Regions from separate parts of the Homo sapiens genome. Here regions 1 and 3 are each linked to region 2. Evidence: chromatin loops called from intact Hi-C (ENCODE). Cell type or tissue: heart left ventricle. All regions are shown on one strand. Region 1 has its middle 43 kb from the start of TRD-GTC2-8. Region 2 overlaps ELK3 (ETS transcription factor ELK3). Region 3 has its middle 27 kb from the start of TRD-GTC2-8.

Region 1 (8,000 bases), 140 kb after region 2:
GGTGTCAGGGGAAGGAAAGCAAGGGAAGTTCTGCTGGTTTTTTTGCTTGTTGCTGATGTTATGATATCACTGAGGAATGTAAAGGAGTGCAGGGAACCTTACCACAACATATGGCTCCGTGGGATAACGAGTATTTTTTTTGTTGAGACAGGGTCTTGCTCTGTCACCTAAGCTGTAGTATGGTGGCTTGATCACAGCTCACTGCAGCCTCTACCACCCAGCTATTTTTTTTTTTTTTTTTTGAGACGGAGTCTCACTCTTGTAGTCCAGGCTGGAGTGTAATGGCGCAATCTCGGCTCGCTGCAACCTCCGCCTCCCAGGTTCAAGCGATTCTCCTGCCTCAGCCTCCTGAATAGCTGGGATTACAGGCGTCCACCACCATGCCTGGCCAATTTTGGTAGAGATGGGGTTTCACCATGTTGGCCAGGCTGGCCTTGAACTTCTGACCTCAGGTGATCTGCCCGCCTTGGCCTCCCAAAGTGCTGGGATTATAGACATGAGCCACCATGCCTGGCCTAACTTTTTAATTTTTTGTAGAAATGAGGCCTCCCTATGTTGTCCAGACTGGTTTTGAACTCCTGGGCTCGAGCATTCCTGCCACCTTAGCCTCCCAGAGTGCTGGGATTACAGGTGTGAGCCACTGCACTTGGCCAATGAGTATTTTTGAGTTAAAGGCTCTCAAAGATCACAGATGCCAGAAGAGACTTTCCCCCTATCTACATAAAGACTGGACAGACCCACCAAGGAGAACAATTGTTTTTCCTCCCCGCTTCCTGTCTCTCAATCCCCTACCTCTCCAAAGCACAGGCTGAAGTTCCCTTATCTGCCTAAAGTCCGGACCTACCAAAGAAGAAAACAATTACCTCCAGTCCCTTCCCTGAGTTTTCATTAACAACCCATATCACAGGAAGTCTGTCAACAAACCTGGACAGACTTTCGTTATAAACCATTATCTGCTCTATGAGTCCAATAGACTTTGCCCCAGACCTTTGCACATTTTTCAAGCCCATTGAATTCCCCCCAAAAAGCATTAACCATACCCCAAAGTCAACCACAGTTCCCCATCTCCCTTTCCCCTAAGAAGTAGGACATATAAGCATCTGTACCTTTTGGGATATTGGGCAAACACTCTGTGATTCTCCCTGTGTACTCCGTAGTAATAAATTTGTAAAGTCTTTCCTCTTATTAATCTGCCTTTTTTGTGAGCTGAATTTTCAGTGAAACTTCTGAGGGTGAAGGGGAACTTCCCTTGGCCCCAACAAATACAAAACAAGACAGGCTGGGTGCGGTGGCTCATGCCTGTAATCCCAGCACTGTGGGAGGCTGAGGTGGGCAGATCACGAGGTAAGGAGTTCAAGACCAGCCTGACCAACATGGTGAAACCCTGTCTCTACTAAAAACAGAAAAATTAGCCAGGTATGGTGGTGTGCACCTGTAATCCCAGCTACTCAGGAGGCTGAGGCAGGAGAATCGCTTGAACCTGGGAGGCAGAGGTTGCAGTGAGCCGAGGTCGTGCCACTGCACTCCAGCCTGGGCGAAAGAGCAAGACTCCGTCTCAAAAAAACAAAACAAAACAAAACAAAAAAAACCAAGACCATGTGAATGGCTCATAGGAACAGTCAGCAACCAAGGTGAAATGATTTGTTTTTCCAAAGGTGAATCCTCAAGGCTGTTGTTCATTCATTCACAAATATTTATTGAGCACCTACTGCATGCTAGGCACTGGGTTAGATGCTGAGGGTACAGCAGTGAACAAAATAGACACCATCCTTGCTTTTTCTAATTTCCTAGAGCTGCTATAACAAAGTACCATAAACTGGGTGGCTTAAAACAACAGAAATGTATTGTCTCACAGTTCTGGAGAGTAGAAATACAAGACTAAGGTGTTGGCAGTGCCATGCTCCCACTGAAAGCCATAGGAGAATCTTTCCTGCCTCTTCCTAACTTTTGTTGCTTTTTCTTGTCTTGCAACTATGTAACTCCAGTCTCTGTCTTTGTCATGACATGGCATTCTCCCTACATGTCTGCATCTTCACAAGTCTGTCGGTTTTTTTGTTTGTTTGTTTGTTTGTTTGTTTTCCTGAGATGGAGTTTCGTTCTTGTTGCCCAGGCTGGAGTGCAGTGGCGCGATCTTGGCTCACTGCAGACTCCACCTCCCGGGTTCAAGCGATTCTCCTGCCTCAGCCTCCTGAGTAGCTAAGATTACAGGTGCACACCACCACGCCCAGCTAATTTTTGTATTTTTAGTAGAGACAGGGTTTCACCATGTTGGTCAGGCAGGTCTCGAACTCTTGACCTCAGGTGATCCACCTGCCTCGGCCTCCCAAAGTGCTGGGATTACAGGTGTGAGCCACTGTGCCCAGCAAGGCTGTCTTCTTATAAAGACACTGGTCATATTGGGCTAGGTGCTCACTCTTCTGCTGTATGACCTCATCTGAACTAATTACATTTGCAATGGCCCTACTTCCAACTATGGTTATGTTCTGAGGTACCAGGGGTTAGGATTTTAACATCTTTTTTGGAGGCTGGGGGAATAACTTGACCCATAACATTGCTCTTATGGAGCTTATAGTCTAGAAAGGAGGCATACATTAAATGCATCATCACACAATTAAAGATGAAAATGTCATTAGTAGTTAAGTGCTCCAACAGTAACAAGAACAACAAGAAATCGTAACAGGTGGACTGGACGTGGTGGCTCGTGTTTGTAATCCCAGCACTTTGGGAGGCCGAGGCAGGTGGATCTCCTGAGCTTGGGAATTCGAGACCAACCTAGGCAATATGGCGATATCCTGAGTCTACAGAAAATACAGAAATTAGCTGGGCATGGTGGAGTGCGTCTGTAGTCCATGCTACTGAGGCTGAGATGAGAGAATCACTTGAGCCCAGGAGGCTGAGGCTGCAGTGAGTCAAGATCGTGCCACTGCTCTCCAGTCTGGGTGACATAGTGAGACTCTATCTCAAAAAAAAAAAAAAAAAAGAAAAGAAAAAAAAGGAAGGCTGGGCGTGGTGGCTCAGGCCTGTAATTCCAACACTTTAGGAATCCAAGGTGGGTGGATCATGAGGTCAGGAGTTTGAGACCACCCTGACCAACATGGTGAAACCTCGTCTCTACTAAAAATACAAAAATTAGCCGGGCGTGGTGGTGCGTGCCTGTAATCCCAGCTACTCAGGAGGCTGAGGCAGGAGAATCTCTTGAACCCGGGAGGCAGAGGTTGCAGTGAGCTGAGTTTGTACCACTACACTCCAGCCTAGGTGACAGAGCGAGACTCCATCTAAAAAAAAAAATCGTAACAGGAGAAGCTAAGCCATGGTTGAAGGGGGTGGTCAGGAAAAGTTTCTCTGAGGAAGGAACATTTAAGCTGAAGCCTGGAGTGTTCCTCGGGGGGAGAGCAACACCGAAGGGGGCCCCAGGCTGAGGAGAAATTTGACAGAGGTATATTAATACATAAGAGACCCTCCAAAAAGGTTCTCAGAAAAGCTGAGAAGAAATAGAGTCTCTCTCTGTCACTTTGGTAATCTTAATGGTCCCAAACAGTTGTGTGCAAGAGGAAAATTCAGTTACTGAGTCTACCAAAGAAGGAAGGCCTGTCTTATTATTAGGTTCTCCTACTACATAAGTGGTTGTTTTGTTTAGTCTTTTTAAGGACCATGTTGAATGAGCCAAATTACATTTATATTCTTATTCCTTTGGGATCTGGACAAGTCTGCCAGATTTCTGGATTAGCAAAAATTGATTCGAGTGTATGATTTCAGTTAGCGGCTGCTGGGATCACTGTGAGTTTTCAGCATGACATTGTTTAGTAAGCAAACCTCTGAAAGTATGCTTTTATATCTATCAGTCCCCTCCCCAAAAAGCCTCCAAAACCCAGCTATTCTAAAGGGAGTTAAGACTTCCTAAAGCAGTAGACAAAGAACTGAGTGTCAGCTCCTTGGTTGAGTTCAAATTGCCTCCGACAGCAACTGGGCTACAGTATGTGGCACACATTTTCAGAGCCAGACGGGGAGAGGGGGTGGGTTGGTTCCCCCTGGAAAGGCTGTGCTGTGGCTGGGTGGGGTGGGAAGTTAGCCTCCCTTTTCAGGGACAATGTGTCCCACCCTATGCCGGATAGTGGCACATCACAGCTCAGCCTCCCAATTTCACCCACTGGCCTCCGTTTCCCATGTCATCTGAGGTCAGAGAGGTCCAAGCCAACAGAGGTGACTCCGCAGCCTTGCAGGAAGCTGAAGCTGTGAGAAGAAGGATATGCTGCTCCATGCACACCCCCGAGGAGCTGTCCACGGACGGGCCAGGGCTGCTTCCGGGCCAGCGTCCAGGTCTGCTGCTGAGGGCCAGGTGGTGTTGGAGTTGGCCGACTCTCCCTCCTCCATCACATTTTCCAGGAAGGGGTGGCTAGGGACCGGTGGTAGGTGGGGATATTGTCAGCAATGAATGTTGGTGTTTTTGACCAAGAGCCAAAGTATTGTGTGTTTCGGGGGTCTGGCAGACTGCCTCCGCCCAGGGAGACATGCATAACGAGCCTGCCGTCCCAGCCTATAGCACAGTTGTTTGAACTTCGCAGGGTAGGATGGGTGTGGGTGTGTGGTTCTCACCATGAGGATCAAGCCCCCCCTCTTTTTTTTTCCCCCCAACTCCTTTACATCTTTAAGTAAATGAAGCAAAGGAACTGACTGGTGGACTTGAGGAGTGGAAAGGGGCTGTTTATTACCATTCTTGCCAGTCATTTCCCAGGGTTAGAAGTCAACAGAGAGTTCTTTTCTTCCTTTCGTCCAGTATTTGAGTTTAAGTCTTAACAGAGGCAAGTGGGCATTAATAATAGTTGTCCAGGCCAGGCGCAGTGGCTTACACCTGTAATGCCAATGCTTTGGGAGGCTGAGGCAGGAGGATCACTTGAGCCCAAGAGTTCAAGATCAGCCTGGACAACATAGCAAGACCCTATCTCTCCAAAAAATTTAAAAATCATGCAGGTGTGGTGGCACGAGTCTGTAGTACCAGCTACTCAGGAGGCTGAGGTGGGAGGATCGCTTGAGCCCAAGAAGTTGAGGCTGCAATGAGCCATCATGTCACCACTGCACTCCAGCCTGGGTGACAGAACAAGACACTGTCTCTAATAATAATAATAATAATAATAATTTAAAAGTCCAGTTTGGCACCATGGGCATATAATCTGGCCTTGTTGGGTTCCCGTTTATAAAAGATCTCCCTGCTGTGGGCTGACTCCTTCCTCACATAGCCCTCCTTGGCCTGAGAAAACCCAGGAGAACAAAGGTGGGAGGAAATGTCAAAATCCAGAAGGGCCAACTTCTGAGCAACTCCGGGAAGTTTTCTCCCAGAACCAGGTCCTGCCCGCAGAGAGCTCTTCCTAAGGAACCGGGTTGCTGAGGAGTGGGTGGAGCTCAGCACCTTTCACACTCCATTGGATCACAGCCTGTTTCCATTAGGAAGGTTGGATGCTGCAGCCCGTTTCCCACCTGGTGTAAATTGCAGGGGCTACCGCTGCCACCAGCAGGGTATCAGCAAATAAAACCAGGCCTGAGGCCATTTGTTACAAACTTGAGGCTTGTGGTATTTGAAGCTGCACAGTCATTTGGGAAACTGAGTATTCCACAGAGGAAAAGGCTGGTGGGGCGGTGCATGTCCCAGAGGACACAAAGTGTTCTCCAAACCCACAAAGTCTGAAAATCCATCAGTAGAAATTTCTAAAATTTCAGAGATGCCAGATTTGGCTAATCAAAATTCAGGGTGTTCCATTAAGTTTGAATTTAAAATAAAGGAGGAACACTTTTTTTTTTAAGGATAACTATGTCCCAAACATTGCATTGGAGGACATACTTATGCTTACAAAGTATTTGTTCTTCCTTGTATGATGTTGGTGAGAATGTAAATTAGTATAGCCACTATGGAAATGAGTATGGAGGTGTCTCAAAAAATTAAAAATGGAACTGGCATATTGCTATGGTTTGAATATGTCCCCTCCAAAATTCATGTTGAAACTTCATCCCCATGGTGGTGATATCAAGAGGTGGGACCATTTGGGGAGTGATTAAGTCATGAGGGCCCCACCTTCATGGATGAGATTCAGGCCATTATAAAAGGGCTTGAGGGGGAGGCTTTACTCTCATCTTCCTTCTGCCACAAGGACACAGCAACAAGACGTGATTGTGGAAGCAGAGAGCAGTCCTCATCAGATACCAAATGCTGGAGCCTTGATCTTGGACTTCTGAGCTTCTTCAACTGTGAGAAAATACATTTCTGGCCAGGAGCGGTGGCTCACGCCTGTAATCCCAGCACCTTGGGAGTCTGAGGCAGGTGGATCACGAGGTCAGGAGATCGAGACCATTCTGGCTAACACAGTGAAACCCCGTCTCCACTAAAAAAAAAAAAAAAAAAAAAAAAAAAAAATTAGCTGGGCGTGGTGGCGGGCGCCTGTAGTCCTAGCTACTCAGGAGGCTGAGGCAGGAGAATGGCATGAACCCGGGACGTGGAGCTTGCAGTGAGCAGAGATTGCACCACTGCACTCCAGCCTGGGCGACTGAGCGAGACTCCATCTCAAAAAAAAAAAAAAAAGAAAAAGAAAGAAAAGAAAGAGAAAATACATTTCTGTTCTTAATCAATTACCCAGTGTCAGGTATTTTGTGGTAGCAGGACAAATGGATGAAGGCACGTGCAATCCAGCTACCCACTACTGATTGTATATCCAAAGGAAATGAAGTCAGTATGTCAAAGAGATATCTGTGTCTCATGTTCATTGCAGCATTATTCACAGTAACCAAGATATGGAATTAAAGTAAGTGTCCATCATGGATGTATGGATAAAGAAAATGTATATATACAATGGAATACTATTCAGCCTTAAAATAAAAAGAGGAAAATTATGTCACTTGTGACAACACGAATGAACCTGGAGGACATTGTGCTAAGTAAAATAAGCCAGGCACAGCAAGACCAAAACCACGTGATCTCACTTCTGTGTGGAATCTAAAACAGCCCAACTCATTAAAACAGAGTTGAATGGTGGTTACCAAAGAATGGGTTTGGGGAGATGTTGGCCAAAGGATACAAAATTTGAGTTCAATAAAAGGAATAAGTCCAAGAGATCTATTGTACAAACAATGACTATAATTGATAACAATATATTATATACTTAAAAATCACTAAGAGAATAGATTTTCAGTGTTCTCACCACAAAAAAAAGTATGTGAGGTAATGTATATGTTATCTCAATTTATCCTTTCCACAATGTATACATATTTCAAAATATCAAGTTGTACACCATAAATATATACATTTTTACTGGTCAATTACAATTTATTTTCAAAAGTACTTGTTCTTTATCTAAAACTTACATTTAACAAAGCATCATCTATTTTCTCTGACTACCCCACCCCAGGTACAGAATGCCTCCGGAAGTTTCTTTATCTTTTCTTTTTTTTTTTTTTTTGAGACAGAGTCTCGCTCTGTCACCAGGCTGGAGTGACTTGATCTTAGCTCACTGCAACCTCTGCCTCCCGGGTTCAAGGAATTCTCCTGCCTCAGCCTCCCGAGTAGCTGGGACTACAGGCGCGCACCATTACACCCAGCTAATTTTTTTTGTATTTTTAGTAGACATGGGGTTTCACTGTGTTGGCCAGGATGGTCTCGATCTCTTGACCTCGTGATCTGCCTGCCTCAGCCTCCCAAAGTGCTGGGATTACAGGCGTGAGCCATCGTGCCTTGCCTGCCTCCAGAAGTTTCTACTGAAGGCAGAGGTGAAAGGAAACCCGCTGTGAATGCTGACGTCTTATTCACTAGTCTTTGAACTCTTCTAGGGGCTGGCTGCCAGACTCAAAGCATTGTTTGCTTATGGGATGAACGTCTTAATGCAGGGAAACTGAATGGCCAGTTGTCATCAACCCAACCAAAGGGACTCCGCAAAAAAAGTAATGTTGTTGTTCTGTAATAGGTAAATGTCAGATAGTTCTATTCTCAATGGCAAGCTGATGAAGCCCACCCCAGTCCA
Region 2 (8,000 bases):
TGTTGGAAAACACAGACTTTGTACCATCATGCTGGGAGGTACGCCCTTCCAATAACCGCTAACACTACAGATTTTCGTAAACTCATCTATATGAGTATCTCTCTCACCGGAAAAAAAATTTAAACGATTTTTTTTTCTAAATTAATTCCTTGATACCTAGAATCCTTAATGAAGTCCAATGTCTTAACAGGCAGGTACAATAAAGCCCATTTATCTGGATGCCACTTTAAGGAATGTGAGTAATTCAGACAGTACACTGTGGCTTTTATTAAATCAACAATTGAAAAAGTGGTGGTACTTGAGATTTATGTTTGATAGATTATTATGCACATGGAGGCCTGCTCTAAGTTAAAATGTTTCATCTGCCTAACTTTACTTAGCTGATTTCCCACCACTCTGAGCTTCAAAAATGTAGAACACATAAAAGGCATGCTAGAAATCTTTTTTTTAAAATTCCCTTTATCTAATGAGAAAATGCTTATCTTGGCCGGGCGCGGTGGCTCACGCCTGTAATCCCAGCACTTTGCGAGGCCGAGGCGGGCGGATCACAAGGTCAGGAGATCGAGACCATCCCGGCTAACACAGTGAAACCCTGTCTCTACTAAAAATACAAAAAATTAGCCAGGCGTGGTGGCGGGCGCCTGTGGTCCCAGCTACTCGGGAGGCTAAGGCAGGAGAATGGCGTGAACCCAGGAGGTGGAGCTTGCAGTGAGGCAAGATCGCGCCACTACACTCCAGCCTAGGTGACAGAGCGAGACTCTGTCTCAAAAAAAAAAAAAAAAAATGCTTATCTTTCCCCTGCCTAGACCCCCACTTTTTTAAGATTCAGGGGGTATACATGCATGTTTGTTACATGGGTATACTGCATAATGGCGGGGATTGGGCTTCTAGCATACCCACCACCCAAATAGCGAACACTGCACCCAACAGGTAATCTGGCAGCCCTCACTCCCTCCCTCTCTCCCCACTTTTGGAGTCCCCAGTCTATTATTCCCGTCCTTATCAGACCTTATTTTGAATGTACAAAATTTTATCAGGTATTTTAATGCCATTCTTTTTGCAGAATCGAACTCTGTGCTTTCATACTGAGGCCCATCAGTCTGCTTTTAAAGGCATTGCTGCTCTTACAGGAAGAGGTGCCCCCTTCACATCTGATACTTTCTGGATTCCTCTGACCTCACCTCAACCTTGCAGCCTGCAGGGCCTTCCCGTCTCTGGCTGGTCTCTCACCATTTCTACCAGCACTGACCAGGACCATGGTCACAGGGGGCTGAGGTCCACCCACTCCTACTCCAGAGGGCAAAACCACCTGTTACTTGCCCCAACTCCTTTCCCTTTGTAATGCAGAGCTGTGATCTGCCATGGTAGAGTGAAGTTAGATGATTTAGAGCAGCTTGTCAAACGTGAATCATATGCATACCTCCTTTAAAGGAGGAGGAGGAAAAGTGATTTTCGTTCTCAGTGTTGACAAATGATTTTTTTTTTTTTTTTTTTTGAGACGGCGTCTCTCTTTGTCCCTCAGGCTGGAGTGCAGTGGTGCGATCTCGGCTCACTGCAACCTCTGCCTCCCGGGTTCAAGCGATTCTCCTGCCTCAGCCTTCCAAGTAGCTGGGACCACAGGTGCGCACCACCACGCCCAGCTAATTTTTTTGTATTTTTAGTGGAGACAGGGTTTCACCATGTTGGCCAAGATGGTCTCGATCTCCTGACCTCAGGTGATCTGCCCGCCTCGGCCTCCCAAAGTGCTGGGATTACAGGTGTGAGCCACTGTGCCCAGCTGAGGAATTGGTTTGTTAAAAAATAATTTTCAAAAGAGGGTTAAATCATGGCTCTCATACAGATATCAAAATGAACACGTTCGAGATTTTATTTCACTCATAATTCAGTAGGGAACCAGGCAGACGTTATAATGAGTTCAAAAAAGCATCTGAATAATAGAGGCATTTATAGAAGAAGAACATTGAAATAAATGCTTAAATGGAGGCAAAACTAGGGGTGGGAGTCAATGGCACTCTGTAAGACAGAATTTGGCTGTCTATAGACGAGAATTATTTCATGATCAGTTACCTATAGTCAACAACGTTGTAAAATACCTTCCAAAAAATCAGAATCACATCATCCGGAGGGAGTCTTCTCTAGAGTCAAGAATGCAGTTTTTCACTGAAGCATAATTCTTTTCTTTTCGACTAGGTCTCACTCTGTCAGCCAGGCTGGAGTGCAGTGGCACGATCTTGGCTCACTGCAGCCTCAGCCTCCTGGGGTCAAACAATCCTCCCATCTCTAGCTCCCAAGTAGCTTGGGCTACAGGTATGTGCCACCACGCCCTGCTCATTTCTTAATTTTTTGTGGAGACCATCTCTGTATGTTGCTCAGGAGTCTCCAACTCCTGGCCTGAAGCAACTCTCCTGCCTCAGCCTCTCAAAGTGCTGGGATTACAGGCATGAGCCATCGCATCCAGCTGTTTAGCTATTTTCTATAACTCAAAGCAGGTGCTAGTGAAGCACTTTTGTCTATTTGGAAGGTAAGCGCAGATTCTGGCACCTGACTCTCTGGGTTCAACAGCAAAGACTCGTCCTGTCTGGTTGTGGGACTTTGGGGAAGTTACTTAACCTTTCTGTGCCTCAGTATCCTCATAGGTAAAATGGGACTGATATGATAAAAGTATCATATCATACAGGGTTGTTGTAAGAGTTACAGAAGTTACTAATAATGCACTTAAACTACACCTGGGGCAAAGTAAGTGCTATTTAAATGTTAACTACAATTACCTTTTAAGCTACAGGGAATCCTCCTCACAGAGCTTGCTGTGGAGTCACATGGCCTTCACCAGGCTAGAAGGCATTGTGTAGCTACAGCACCCACCTGGGCTCTTTGTCCATTAGGCAATGAGCCCCACACAGGCACTGAAATCCAGGGAGACTCTTCAGCCACATGGCGACTGTGGTTTATAAGGTGACTTGGAGTATGCTTCTGTTTTGTAGTCTATCATCAAATATGAAAGCACAAAAAATCGTAAATGCTTGCAGAAAACTCAGATGCTAGGGCACTGATTCTCCGACTCCAGCTTAACAAACACTGGTTTAAATGCTGACCCTGAGGCCTCCAAGCTGTGTGACCTCAGCAAAGAGGGTCCCTGGGGCTCTCTCCTTCCCTGGGGTACATTCGGCTCCCATCTATGTGGTTTCTCTGGAGCAGGAAGGAGAGTCAAGTACATGAGAGCTGTTGGGTCAGATAGCGAAGAAAGAAAGATGTTCTAAATGACAAGCCAAGGGACAATGATGACAACACCGCTCATAGCCGCTGCAGATGGGGCCCTACAGGAGGGCATTCACGGGCTGGTCAGGGCAAAAGACACAGAGTAGAGAGGCCGAGAGTAAAACGCTTGACCTCTGGCACAGAGGGGAGGGACATTTTTGCAGACTCTGAGTGATTATTTTCTGCCCTTATTCTGTTTTCAGCTTTTTGCACTTAAAGAATGCAGTTATGAAAACAGTTTTGAGGCTAGGCGTGATAGCTCACGCCTGTAATCCTGGCACTTTGGGAGGCCGAGGTGGGTGGATCGCTTGAGCCCAGGAATTCGAGACCAGCCTGGGCAAGAGTAAGACCCCATCTCTACAAAAAATACAAAAATTAGCTGTGTCTGGTGGTCCGCGCCTGTCCACCCAGCTACTCAAGAGGCTGGGGTGAGAGGATCGCCTAAGCCTGGGAAGTAGAGGCTGCAGTGAGCTGTGATTGCACCACTGCACTCCAGCCTGGGTGACAGAGCGAGACCATCTCTCTTTAAAAAAAAAAAAAAAAAAAAAGGTTTTATGTCCCTCTTTAGTCTTTCCCATGTTTTTATTTAACTTTGATTCATTCTTTAATCCGACGGAGCCTCAAAAAGAAAGATGCTATTGACAGAAATATTGATCATTCTCATTACGCTGTGCCCGCCTCCGCCTACGTGAGAGCTGTCAGGTCACATGACACGATCCCAGCTTCAGGTGTCCCAGCTGCCTCCTGCCTCTGTCACCGAAAAGCTACTGGCCTCTTCTTGGAAGCTGACCTCCTTCCTGTCGGCCACAAGGTGGCGCCCGACGTCTTAATGTGAGCAAGGGCCGCACAGACCCCTTATGCAAAGTATGAGGTTTTTGCCTCCATTCTTAGAAGTCGAAATGCCCACTTATTTGTTCTTCTTTCTACTGATGGCAACCTAGCACTTCCCTTTGCATGTTCCTTGTTTCATTTTTACTGAGGTGGGAGTTGAGGGGGCAGAATTAGCTTTGATTTTCTTAAGCTTCTATGTGGTGGGAAATAAGAAACGAGGCAACTTAAAAAAAAAAAAAAGGCAATGAGAGCCCAAGAAAAGGAGAAAAACTTCTGGGTAAGGAATAAACAAAATAGGTGCTCATGAGGTACCCATGTCTTTTTTCGTTTGTTAAATTTTGCATGGTTAGAGAAATGAAGATGGATTTGAACACTTCTTACTGAAAATTCTGCTGAGTTCAACTCCTCTGCCAGTATCTGCTATGCATTTCCATGTCATGATACTATCATTGTCTAAGACAAAGGGTAGTAGCCATTTCATTATAGAAAATGAACCCTGTACCTCAGTCAAAGAACTGGAAGACAACATTTTATATTATTAGGGATCTGCAATAACTCAGCACAGAGTAAGTGTAAGGTATTAAGTAAATAAGGATAATATTTGAAAAAAAAACTTATACAAGTTCTGAAGTTTTTTATTATTTCTGTGAGTTGGAAGACTATTAAATTTATTTTCAAAGGACATTTAAATTATTTTGATCATTATCACTGTGTATAAAAAAGGCATGAGGCCAACTTCATGTCTCCCAAGCTTTTCATTTATTAACAAGTATTTGCATTCTGTGAATATCTACAAATTGTTCATTTTAAAAAAGGTAAACAAAAGTAGGTATTGCTCACCTATTTACTTACTCTTTACAGTCTGCAATGGTTTTTGCTGTTTTTTTTTTTGTTTGTTTGTTTTGTTTTGTTTTTTGAGACAGAGTCTTGCTCTGTCGCCCAGGCTGGAGCACAGTGGTGTGATCTCGGTTCACTGCAAGCTCCGCCTCCCAGGTTCAAGTGATTCTCGTGCCTCAGCCTCCCGAGTAGCTGGGACTACAGGCGCACACCACTGCCTCCGGCTCATTTTTGTATTTTTAGTAGAGACAGGGTTTCAGCATGTTCGCCAGGGTGGTCTCAAACTCCTGACCTCAGGTGATCCACCCACCTCGGCCTCCCAAAGTGCTGGGATTATAAGCGTGAGCCACCGTGTCTGGCCCAGTCTGCAATGTTTTTTAAATAACTCTTCCATCTTGGGAAAGAGAAAGGTTGCTGGGATTACATGCCTGTACATGTTATATCTAGCACAATGTAATATCTAGCACAATGCAAGGATTACTGGGTTTTTAATGAACGGATTACATGTCTGTAATCCCAGCACTTTGGGAGACCGAGGAGGGAGGACAGTTTGTGCCTAGGAGTTCAAGACCAGCCTGGGCAACACGAGACCCCCATCCCCACAAAAAACACAAAAGTTAGCTGGATGTGGTGACACATACCTGTAGTCCCAGCTACTTGGGGAGCTGAGGCAGGAGGATCACTTAAGCCCAGGAGTTTGAGGCTGCAGTGAGCTGTGATCACATCACTGCACCCCAGCCTGGGCAACAGAGCATGAACCTGTCTCAAAAACAAAACAAAAAAAAAGAGAGATTTTTCAGAGGAAATCACTGACAACCACTGAAATAACAACATATGCAATTTACTGTGTGTAGGAACACCCCTCTTTCCTTCTGGAACTATGCTGTCTCTGGCTAAATTAGAAGTAACTCAATTGGTTTGTCAGTGACTTTTATATGGGTGAGTAGTAAATGATGGCTTCGTTAACACTGGCTGAGAAAATGTCTTACAACCATTCGACTTTTTCCCACAGAATTCACCGCACCCCACCCTAATAACCACCATACAACCCAGCCCTATGTTATCCTACATTTTCAGAGCGGGCCCACAGTAAGACAGAAAAGGGCCTATTTCCATCCAAGGCTGCCTCGTGTGGGTACCTCTTGATCCCTAACAGTCCAAAACTTTTTAAGATTCCTGGGATAGAGTTTGTTCTTTCTGGGCTTAGAGAAGAAGAGGTGGTCAATCTGCAGGGTAAAGAAATAACTGATTGTCCCAGAAGCACACCCTATTTCTCTGTAGCACAAAGCAGCAAGGCAATTTAAATGAGATGGTGTGTGGAAAAAGCATGGCACTGCGCCAAAGGCTTATATATGTTTTAAACCTTCAACAAGGTTTCTATGCCCCCTTCGTATATGCCTTATATGAAGCCTTCCACAACACATAAACAGCTATTTATTTTTAGCCATCATTTCACTTGCATTACCCAGCACTTCCAACACAGCCCCTGACAAACAATAGGTACTCAATTAAAAGGTGTGTAATGAATCACAATTTCTTTGGCTCTCGATTTCTCTAAGATGGGTATTGTAAGATCTGACTTCACAGACTCTTCCAAAATGAGCTAAAGAGCCTAGAAAAAATAATTTTATTTTGCTTCCCCCTCCCCCGCGAGAAAGATGAACTCACTCCCTTCTCCAGTGTGATCTTCTTTGAGTCCTGTATCCCGCCACGTGGCTCACCGGTAGCCACACAGAGTGTGCACTATGCAGTCTTCAACACACACACATCTTCATTTAATCTCTTCTTTGAAAACATCAGACAAAAATTTTATTGGGTGGTTAAAGGAATATAAGCCTCCTAGATCAAAGCAGCCAACTGGTCACCCGGCCTTCCCAAATTGAGGCTGCCGTTCATTAGAGCTGCTTGGTTAACCACATCCACCTCCCCCCTATAACAACATCCCCAGGAAACAGATTTAGAAGTCCTGGGAATTGCAGGGAAAATCTTTTCAGGTAACCTTCTGTATTAAAACAGCAGACCATGTCTTGAAAGATGAGTGGGGCTATAAAAAACAGAGGTTCCTACAACCTGAGGCAGTCCCTAGGCCCCCTCAGAGTCTCACATGGAAGGACAAGCTCTGCTGACAATGCTTTTTCTTTAAACAGATGGGCTGTTCCTTCCCAGACATTTTTGGACTAAAACCTGAACATTCACTTTCTTTGCAATTGTTTTTGTTGCCTGTGTTGTTTGCATTCTCTTAATTCTAGCTTGAAGCACGTCCCGCAGTTCTCATACTTGGTAACATTCAGCTTCCTCTTCTTCTGCAGGTTGCAGGCAGGAAACTGGAAAATGGGCCACAGGAAACCTGGCCTCCTACATCTGTCCCACTTTGTCACTGCAGCTCTGGTTTCATTTTGTCTTGTGTTTTAGCTCTGTTTTAACCTTCAGTACTGCAGCCCAACTCTGCCTTCTGAAACAACACTGAGGTTCTTATCGCCCAAGAAAACTCAGAATTTTTGTTCCTCCCCAAAGTAATTAACATTGTGAATTCAACAGGGAAAAAATACTAAGCAGATTCTCCTAAACAGTAGTCATTTGGATCAGAAAAATGATTCATTAGATGTAATAAAGCTATTAATAAATCCACAATGAAAATTAAAGACTGTTTCATAATACTGGACACAGAAAAGTTTTTATTTTGTATTTCCTGTGATTAAGGTCAATGGAAAAGCACAAGTTATTTTAGGTAAATATGGTTACTAGTGGTCCAAGGCTGCCTGATGAATTTTAACTTGCTAGGCTTTGATAAATAACGTACAAAAATAAGCTACAATCATATTTCATTATAAATATCACATTGTGATATATTTCAAATTGTTTCATAATATCACAACTATTAAGTTGAACTGTAAGAAATTATTCTTTTTAGAGATCAAAACTAGTTAAATACCAGCAATCTCATATATTCAACCTAAAATATATTCACATACATAAAACTGATACACACACACACACACACACACACACACACACACACACAAACACACAATGACATCCCCAGGGCAGTTTCCTCTTCACATATTTGGTCCATGGAC
Region 3 (8,000 bases), 150 kb after region 2:
ATTTGGCTTGAAAATAGAAGCTTATTTATCAAGAAGAAAACTATGAAAAGATAAAAATACGCAATCCTCCTTGCACATTCTCCCAAATGACCCTGTGTATGGCTTGTGTGATTAGGTTAACCACTTCTATATTAAAACTAGAGAAACTTTATATTTTCCCATTGCTACTTTGCCTGAAAAAAATGGGTCATTGGCCGGGCGTGGTGCAGTGGCTTATGCTTGTAATCCCAGCATTTTGGGAGGCCGAGTGGTGGATCACGAGGTCAGGAGTTCGGAACCATCCTGGCCAAGATGGTGAAACTCCATGTCTACTATAAATACAAAAATTAGCTGGGTGTGGTGGTGCACCCTGTAATCCCAGCTACTTGGGAGGCTGAGGCAGAGAATTGCTTGAACCCGGGAGGTGGAGGTTGCAGTGAGCCCAGATCGCACCACTGCACTCCAGCCTGGGCAACTCTGTCTAAAAAAATAATAATAATAAAATAAAATAAATAAATAAAAAATCATTGCCCCAAGGTGAGTGGCAGGACTCAACTTATAGCTTTTATCAATTAGCTAGGCTTTTGCACATATAGATAACTGCATTTCTTTTTATATCCTGTGATCCAATTATATATTTTTCCCTTTAAAATATCTGTTGAAATAAGAAGCATAAGTTGTAATCACTAAAAGCATTTTTACATATTTAAAACAAAGTAAAATCTAGAACAAGAGTTGAAGACACACCAACAAGTACGTATACTCAAGCTCCTCCTTCTTGAATTAAGTCAGCTGCTAATATTTTCTGGTTTGACCTCAGAAATTAAGTAAGGAAACCACTGTGAATATTTTATTAGAGGCAAAAGTCCTTGATAATTTTTTCTTTTTTTTGAGACAGGGTCTTGCTCTGTCATCCAGGCTGGAGTGCAGTGGCATGATTACAGCTCACTGCAGCTTCAACCTCCCAGGTTCAAGTGATCCGCCTACCTCACCCTCCCAAGTAGCTGCGACTACAGGTGCCAGCCACCACACCTAACTAAGTTTTTAAATTTTTAGTAGAGATGGTGTTTTGCCATGTTGCCCAGGCTGGTCTGGAACTCCTGGGCTTAAGCAATCTGCCCACCATGACCTCCCAAAGTGCTGGGATTGCAGGTGCAAGCCACTGTCCTCGGCCCTTTATAAATGATTTTTCACTGTTGGAGCTTACTGTGCATAACAGACACCTCTGGGGATCTGTTCAACCCACAGTCCCACCTTTGTGGCCACTACTTCTGTTGGGTGGCCTCTGCCATGACTCCTCTCACTGGTCTCTAGTAACACCTTTCCTTTCCCGTTGCCCTTCAAGCCTCAGGGAGGTGCTGGCTCGTTGCTGCTGCTAATGCCTTGGTGATTTCTCATCCTGTTTGTTCGCCTTTAACCCTGGCCAAGCCTCTGTAAAACACAGTGTCTCATTAAACTTTGGTCAGTTATGTCCTATATGTGCGCCACTCGTTCCCCATAGGGACCCTATCACACTCTCTATTATTTCCTATTGCTTCTCTAACAAATTACTACACATTTGATGGCTTAAAAAAACACAAGTGTAGTATTTTATAGGTCTGGAGGTCAGAAGTCCAAAATGGGTTTAACTTAGCTAAAAGCAAGGTGTCAGCTGCGATTCATTCCTAGTGAGGTTCTAGGGCAGATTCCATTTCCTTGCCTTTTCCAGCTTCTAGAAGCTGCATTCTTCGGATCAGGGCCCCTTCTTCTCTCTTTAAGGCCCACAGTGTAGCATCTTCTCTCTCTCCTCTGCTTCCATCATCACAGTGTCTTATCTGGCTCTCACGCTCCCACCTTCATCTTTCCCTTAGAGAGCCCCCTGAGATTTGATGGGGTCCACCCAAATCATCCAGGACAATCTCCCCATCTCAACTTCCTGACTTGAAGCACATCTGCAAAGTCCCGTTTGCCAAGTAAAGTAACATACTCATATTTCCAGGAATTAGGACTTGGACGTCTTTGGGAGGCCAGGGTGGACATTATTCCGTCTACCATCCTTCCTTCAAGGCAATGGGTCCTTCTGTTTTCTTTCCCAATGCTCTGTTCCCCCAAATAGAAATACAGTCAAGTGTCACTTAACAACAGGGATATGTTCCAAGATATGTGTCACTTGTCAATTTGACCGTTGTGCAAACATCATGGAGTGTTCAGTACTTACACAAACCTAGATGGTATAGCCTACTATACACCTAGGCTATATGGTGTAGCCTATTGCTCTAGGCTGCAAACCTGAACAGCACGTTACTGTACTGAATACTGTAGGTAATTGCAACACAATGGTATTTGTATATCTAAACATATACAAACGTAGAAAAAGTACAGTAAAAATATGGTATCAAAGGTTTTTTTTCTTTAAAAAGGATACCCCTCTATAGGATACTTCCCGTGATTGGAGTTTGCAGGATGGGAAGTTGCTCTGGGTGAGTAGTGAGTGGGTGGGGAGTGAGTGTGAAGCTTCCTTCCAGTGGTTGCTCTGCTCTTCCCCAGCTTCCTGTCCTCACCCTCCTGTCAAAGCTGCCTCACTACTCCCCTAACCCTGTCCCAGCCTGGGGACAAGGAAAAGAGGACATAGAGGCAAGCAGCTTCCCTTTAAGGATGGAACTCTGAAATTGCAGACATCATTTCCACTCACACCTCAGGTGTCTAGAATGCAGTTATATGGCCACATCAAACTGCAAGGGAGGCTGGGAAATGTCGGCTCTCCTTGGGCAGCCATGTGCCCAGCCAAAACTCATGAGCTCCTGTTATTTAAATAAAGGAAAAGAAAATGGAAGTTAGGAAACCAGGAGGAGTCTCTGCCACGTTCTCTGCAGCTTAGTTTTCTCATCTACAAAATGAGAAGGCAGTTTTGATGATTAAATGTCATGCATAGAGAGAGATGAGAACTGTGTGCAGCACACAAGTGTTCAATAAACATTAGTTTATGTTATTGGATTATATTCTCTTCTCTTCTCCTCCATGCTTGAGTCTTGTCTTTTTGTTGTTTTTTGTTTGTTTGTTTTTGTGTTTGAGACAGAGTCTCATTCTGTAGCCCAGGCTGGAGTGCAATGGCGCGATCTAGCTCACTGCTACCTCCGCCTCCCAGGTCCCAGTTCAAGCAATTCTCCTGCCTCAGCCTCTCGAGTAGCTGGGATTACAGGCACGTGCCACCATGCCCAGCTAATTTTTGTATTTTTAGTAGAGATGGGGTTTCACCATGTTGGCCAGGCTGGTCTTGAACTCCTGACCTTGTGATCCACCCACATCGGCCTCCCAAAGTGCTGGTATTACAGACGTGAGCCACCGCACCCGGCCAATGCTTGAGTCTTAATGTCTGCTCCAAGGTAAATGAAGACCATGAATGATCCAAGGATGTTGGAGGCACATTCCATTGGGTATTGACCTCTAGGGTGTAAATGGACCGATTCCTTTAAAGGTGCAAGAATAGGGTGAACCATCTGGCACCCACAAAGGGCCTGGCCCACCAAAATTACTGGATGAATGTGTGGTGCGATGAATTAAATCATCTCTTTACGGACATGGAGCAGGTTCAGCCTGAAGAGGAGAGTAAGGAAAGAGAGAGAAAGGCTGAAGAAAGAGAATGATGGGGAGGAGGACAGGAAAACAACAGAGGAAAACGAAGGGGCCAGCACCTTTGTGTGAATGAGAAAAAGACTCCCCTTCCTCAAGACATGTTGCTGCCATCAGCCTCAACATTGTCATAATACATATGCAAACCTATGCTGACTATGGCATGAATGGTGCCCCCTGGAGTTTTCAGTTTACAATAAATACAACTAGCCCTAGAAAAGCCATATAAAGATTGAGGGATGGCGGATGGGGGTCGGGGGAAGAGTGGGAATAACAAGAGAGTAAGAATGAAAAACCACATTGGTAGGAAGTGTGAGAATTAGGAATTAAAAAATGAAAGGTACGTGTTATAAACTGAAGAGTGTCCCCTCCAGATTCACACAATGAAGCCCTAACCCCTGGTTTGACTGTACTTGGAGACAGGGTCTTTAGGGAGGTAATTAAGATTAAATGAGGTAACTTGGGTGGGGCCTAATCCCATAGGACTGGTGTCCTTATAAGAAGACGCTCCAGATCTCCCTCTCTCTCTCCCTCCCTAAAAACCCTATCTGCAGGTCGGTGCAGTGGCTCACACCTGCAATCCCAGCACTTTGGGAGGCCAAGGCGGGCGGATCACGAGGTCAGGAGTTTGAGACCAGCCTGACCAACATGGTGAAAACCCATCTCTACTAAATTACAAAATAATTTGCTGAGTGTGGTGGCGGGTGCCTGCAGTCCCAGCTACTTGGGAGGCTGAGACAGGACAATGGCGTGAACCCAGGAGGCGGAGGTTGCAGTGAGCCGAGATTGCACGACTGCACTCCAGCCTGGGCGACAGAGCAAGACTCCGTCTCAAAAAACAAACCAAAAAAACCCTATTTGCAAATACAGTCAAAATGGCGGTTAGGGCTTCATTGTGTGAATCTGACATCTCTCCATCTCCCACTCCCTCTCCTTCCTCTCTCTGTGTGGCACAGAGAAGAGGCCCTGTGAGAATAACAGTGGGAAGGTGGACAGCTACAAGCCAGGAAGAGAAGCCTCACCAGAAACCAGCCCGTATGGCACTTTGATCATGGACTTCCAACCTCCAGAACTGTGATGCATTAAATATCTGTTGTTTAAACTACTGAGTCTGTAGTATTTTGCTGTGGCAGCCCAAACTGACTAATATGTATTAAGTGGGAAAGAAAGAAATGGTTCATTACAGCAGAGAGTGAGCAGAGATGGGAGAGAAAGGAAGGGCAAGAGAGAAGAGGAACTTCACTTCAAGGCCTAAATGGGGTTCAGTGCTTTTTTTATTTTTTTTCAATGTGTATCTGGACTTCAGGAGGGAGTTCTCATGAGTCTCGTGTTTGGGTTCTGCCTTGATAGTGAGGCTCTTCTGCCACCTGGTGGCAACATGCTTAACCCAGTCATTCACTCATTCATTCCTTCATTCCAGAGACATCTGTTGCGTGCCTGCCCTGTGCAAGGTATTGTGCCAAGCAAAGGATATAATCCTTAATGTCTACTCTGTGCTGAGCTCTGTCCTATGTGTGTTTTGTTTTGAGACAGAGTTTCGCTCTTGTAACCCAGGCTTAAGTGCAATGGCACGATCTCGGCTCACCGCAACCTCCGCTCCCGGGTTCAAGTGATTCTCCTGCCTCAGTCTCCCGAGTAACTGGGATTACAGGTGTGCGCCATCACGCACAGCTAATTTTTGTATTTTCAGTAGAGATGGGGTTTCTCCATGTTGCCCAGGCTGGTCTTGAACTCCTGACCTCAGGTGATCCACCCGCCTAGGCCTCCTAAAGTGCTGGGATTACAGGCGTGAGCCACCATGCCCAGCCTGTCCTATGTGTTTTACATGGAGAAATGATTCACACTTCACCACAACCCTCTGGGCTAAATACTATTATCTCTGTTTTATAGAGGAGGAAATTGAGACACTAAGAAATTAAATAACCTGCCCAAGAGCCTACAGACAGTGAGAGAGTGAGATCAGGAAGCAAGGAGCCCAGCTCTAGAAGGCTTTACAGACATACTCCCTGCCCTGGAAGACCTTACAGTTTCCTTTTAAAAAGAGGTAAATAACCAGCTTAAAGGATATGTATTTTTAAAAAAATGAATAACGCGAAATGGCAGTGTACCATTTTATTCCGTATTGACAGGGACAGGATGCAGAAAAATTCTGGGCAGAAGAGGGTGGGTCCCCAGCGACGGCCCCGGCCTCAAGGTGAAAAGCGTAATACCGCGGCCCAAAGTGAAAACTTACATCCCTGTTTTCCTGCTGGAATGTTGCCTTTTCCAAAACCACCCACAGCCTGCCCTGCCCCCATCTTGTGTCTATAGTAACCCCAGAACTCAGCCGGCAGAGAGGAGAAGCAGCTTGACTTAAAAGTGTGCAGCACCTCCACCTTAGCTCTCTCTTGCTCTGCCTCCCAAAGTGCTGGGATTACAGGCGTGAGCCACCGCAACCAGCAAGGCTGTTTTCTTATAAGGACACCGGACGGCTTGACGTTGTAGCTTTCGAGAGGAGTCCAGCAGGGACGGCTGGACTTCAGGGGAAGATTACCTTCCTGCTCTGTCCCTTTTTCAGCTCCCCTTTCTGCAGAGAGCCACTTTCACTGGCAATAAAATCCCCCACATATACCACCTCCAATTTGTTGTGTGACCTCATTCCTCCTAGATGTCGAACGAGAACTTGGGTGCGAGTGCAAAAGGCTGTCACACTGACTTTCCACTGAGTTATTAACACTTAAGCTGTCCACAGATGGCAACGCTAAAAGAGCACTGTAACACTCTTTCTGGGGCTTCAGGAGTCATGGGTACCCCACTAGACCGTGCTGCAGGGCCTCATGGAGTTTTGCTCCTGCCAGCGCCCCAAAGCACTCGCCCCAATTCCTGCACCCACTCACCTGCACTCCCCCTCCTGTGAGGGGTCAGGGAAAATTTCCTGCTTCAGTATGAATTCTGGTTTTAATTAACTGTCAAGAATCCTGGGGCCTTCATCCCAGGCGAGGAGATCTGGCAGCCATGGATCTCATCGCCACTCAGAGATTTTAGAACTTCAGCTATAAAAATGGGCAGAATTTTCCTTGATCATATCGGTGGTACCTGTCTGTGTTCCTGTGCAAACTGACATGATCCTGACCAACCGCCCAGAACTCATCTCCACTCAGTTCACAGGCGCCCTGGCCTTTTAACAAGGTCGTTAACCTGCTGTGCAGTGAACTTTAAGATCTGGTCATGCTCACTGGCAGCCACAGGGTTCAAGATGTGAGCTGCAAAAGTTGCAATAGCAAACCGGGGTGGATTTATGAATTTGCCACTGGAGATAGCCATGTTATAAGGAAGGCTGTGTGATCCTGGAAAGTGCTGAAGTTCAAGAGAGTGAAGGCTCTGAGGAGCATGTATCATCTGATAATTCTTGAAGAAAAAGAGATAAATTCATCCTTCCCAGATCCCCCTTACTGAAAACAAACATCAGGTGACATTCACTGTCACCTTAGCATCAGAGTCAGATGTATGACCTGCAGGTTGCGAGAATCTAAGATGGAACCTTTAAAACAAAATTTTGTATTTTCCATCCAACAGCAGTGTATAGAGAGAATATTAGACAGATGGCCATTAATTTTTTCCCCTGTGTTTACATCTTGAGGTAGAAGAGTCTGTCTGCAGCTACATAGTGGGTTATGTAAGAAAAAATATCTGGGCTATTGGCATGAAAAGTGTGTTTTATGTGAATTTTGAAAGGAAAATATGACAAGAGTATGGTTTTAAACTTACTTGGGCTTCATTTTAAACTTAAAAAAAATTCCAGTTATTTCACTTGATTTGCTAACTTCAGAGAATAGATCTGAATCTGTGCTTGGCACTGAAGGCCCAGTGTTAGCATGGCTGTGCTGGCTGGTGTGCCATATTCTTGTTGGAAATGAACTGTAGCACCAGAGCCCATTCTTCCTTGTTGGTCTTGACCCAAAGCTGTCACCATTCCTAGTTATTTGTTGTCACATAATTGGTGATGATTGGAAACTTTTTCTGAAATGGGCAGAACTGCTTAGTTGTCTTTCTTCATGTAACTTAAGCCTAGTAATATAAATAAAGAAATACTTGGAAAAAAAAAAAGAATCTTTCCTTTTGACTAAAAGAGGCCACATTCAACTGGCTCATTGTGCATCCATTAGGTTAGGGCACTGGCCCCAACTGGGAGGATTTTTAAAACACAGGAAGTTGGCCAGTACAGTGGTTTACACCTGTAATCCCAGCACTTTGGGAGGCTGAAGTGGTAGGATCACTTGAGCCCAGGGATTTGAGACCAACCTGGGCAACATAGGGAGACCCTAGGAATTCAAGACCAAAACAGAGCAAGACCCTCATCTCTACAAAACACTAAAGAATTAGCCGAGTGCAGTGGCTTACACATGTAATCCCAGCTATTCTGGAGGCTGAGG

The links. A loop is a pair of places that touch in the nucleus more often than their neighbours do. Peaks named below come from ENCODE experiments on the same cell type or tissue, not always from the same donor. Only the 100,000 strongest peaks of a DNase experiment are listed, where the experiment ranks them.
Region 1: a loop joins it to region 2, with 4 times the contacts of the local background. A loop is called at or near these places in 106 of 110 quality-filtered maps.
Region 3: it touches region 2 in a loop (11-fold over the local background); 106 of 110 quality-filtered maps call a loop at or near these places.

What each region holds. Positions count from the first base shown.
Region 1 is chr12:96,074,717-96,082,716 of GRCh38, reverse strand. No RefSeq gene overlaps it. Among named protein-coding and RNA genes, the nearest start is that of TRD-GTC2-8, 43 kb to the right of the region's middle. In heart left ventricle, no CTCF peak of the experiment used is centred here; a DNase peak (open chromatin) is centred at 4,286; H3K27ac peaks cover 2,236 bases; H3K27me3 peaks cover 400 bases.
Region 2 is chr12:96,211,433-96,219,432 of GRCh38, reverse strand. The region is part of intron 1 of ELK3 (ETS transcription factor ELK3); the gene reads right to left. Among named protein-coding and RNA genes, the nearest start is that of ELK3, 21 kb to the right of the region's middle. In heart left ventricle, a CTCF peak has its summit at 4,063 (motif pointing right); a DNase peak (open chromatin) is centred at 4,052; H3K4me3 peaks cover 732 bases; H3K27ac peaks cover 3,725 bases.
Region 3 is chr12:96,059,004-96,067,003 of GRCh38, reverse strand. It overlaps the pseudogene YPEL5P3. Among named protein-coding and RNA genes, the nearest start is that of TRD-GTC2-8, 27 kb to the right of the region's middle. In heart left ventricle, a CTCF peak has its summit at 4,958 (motif pointing left); a DNase peak (open chromatin) is centred at 4,983.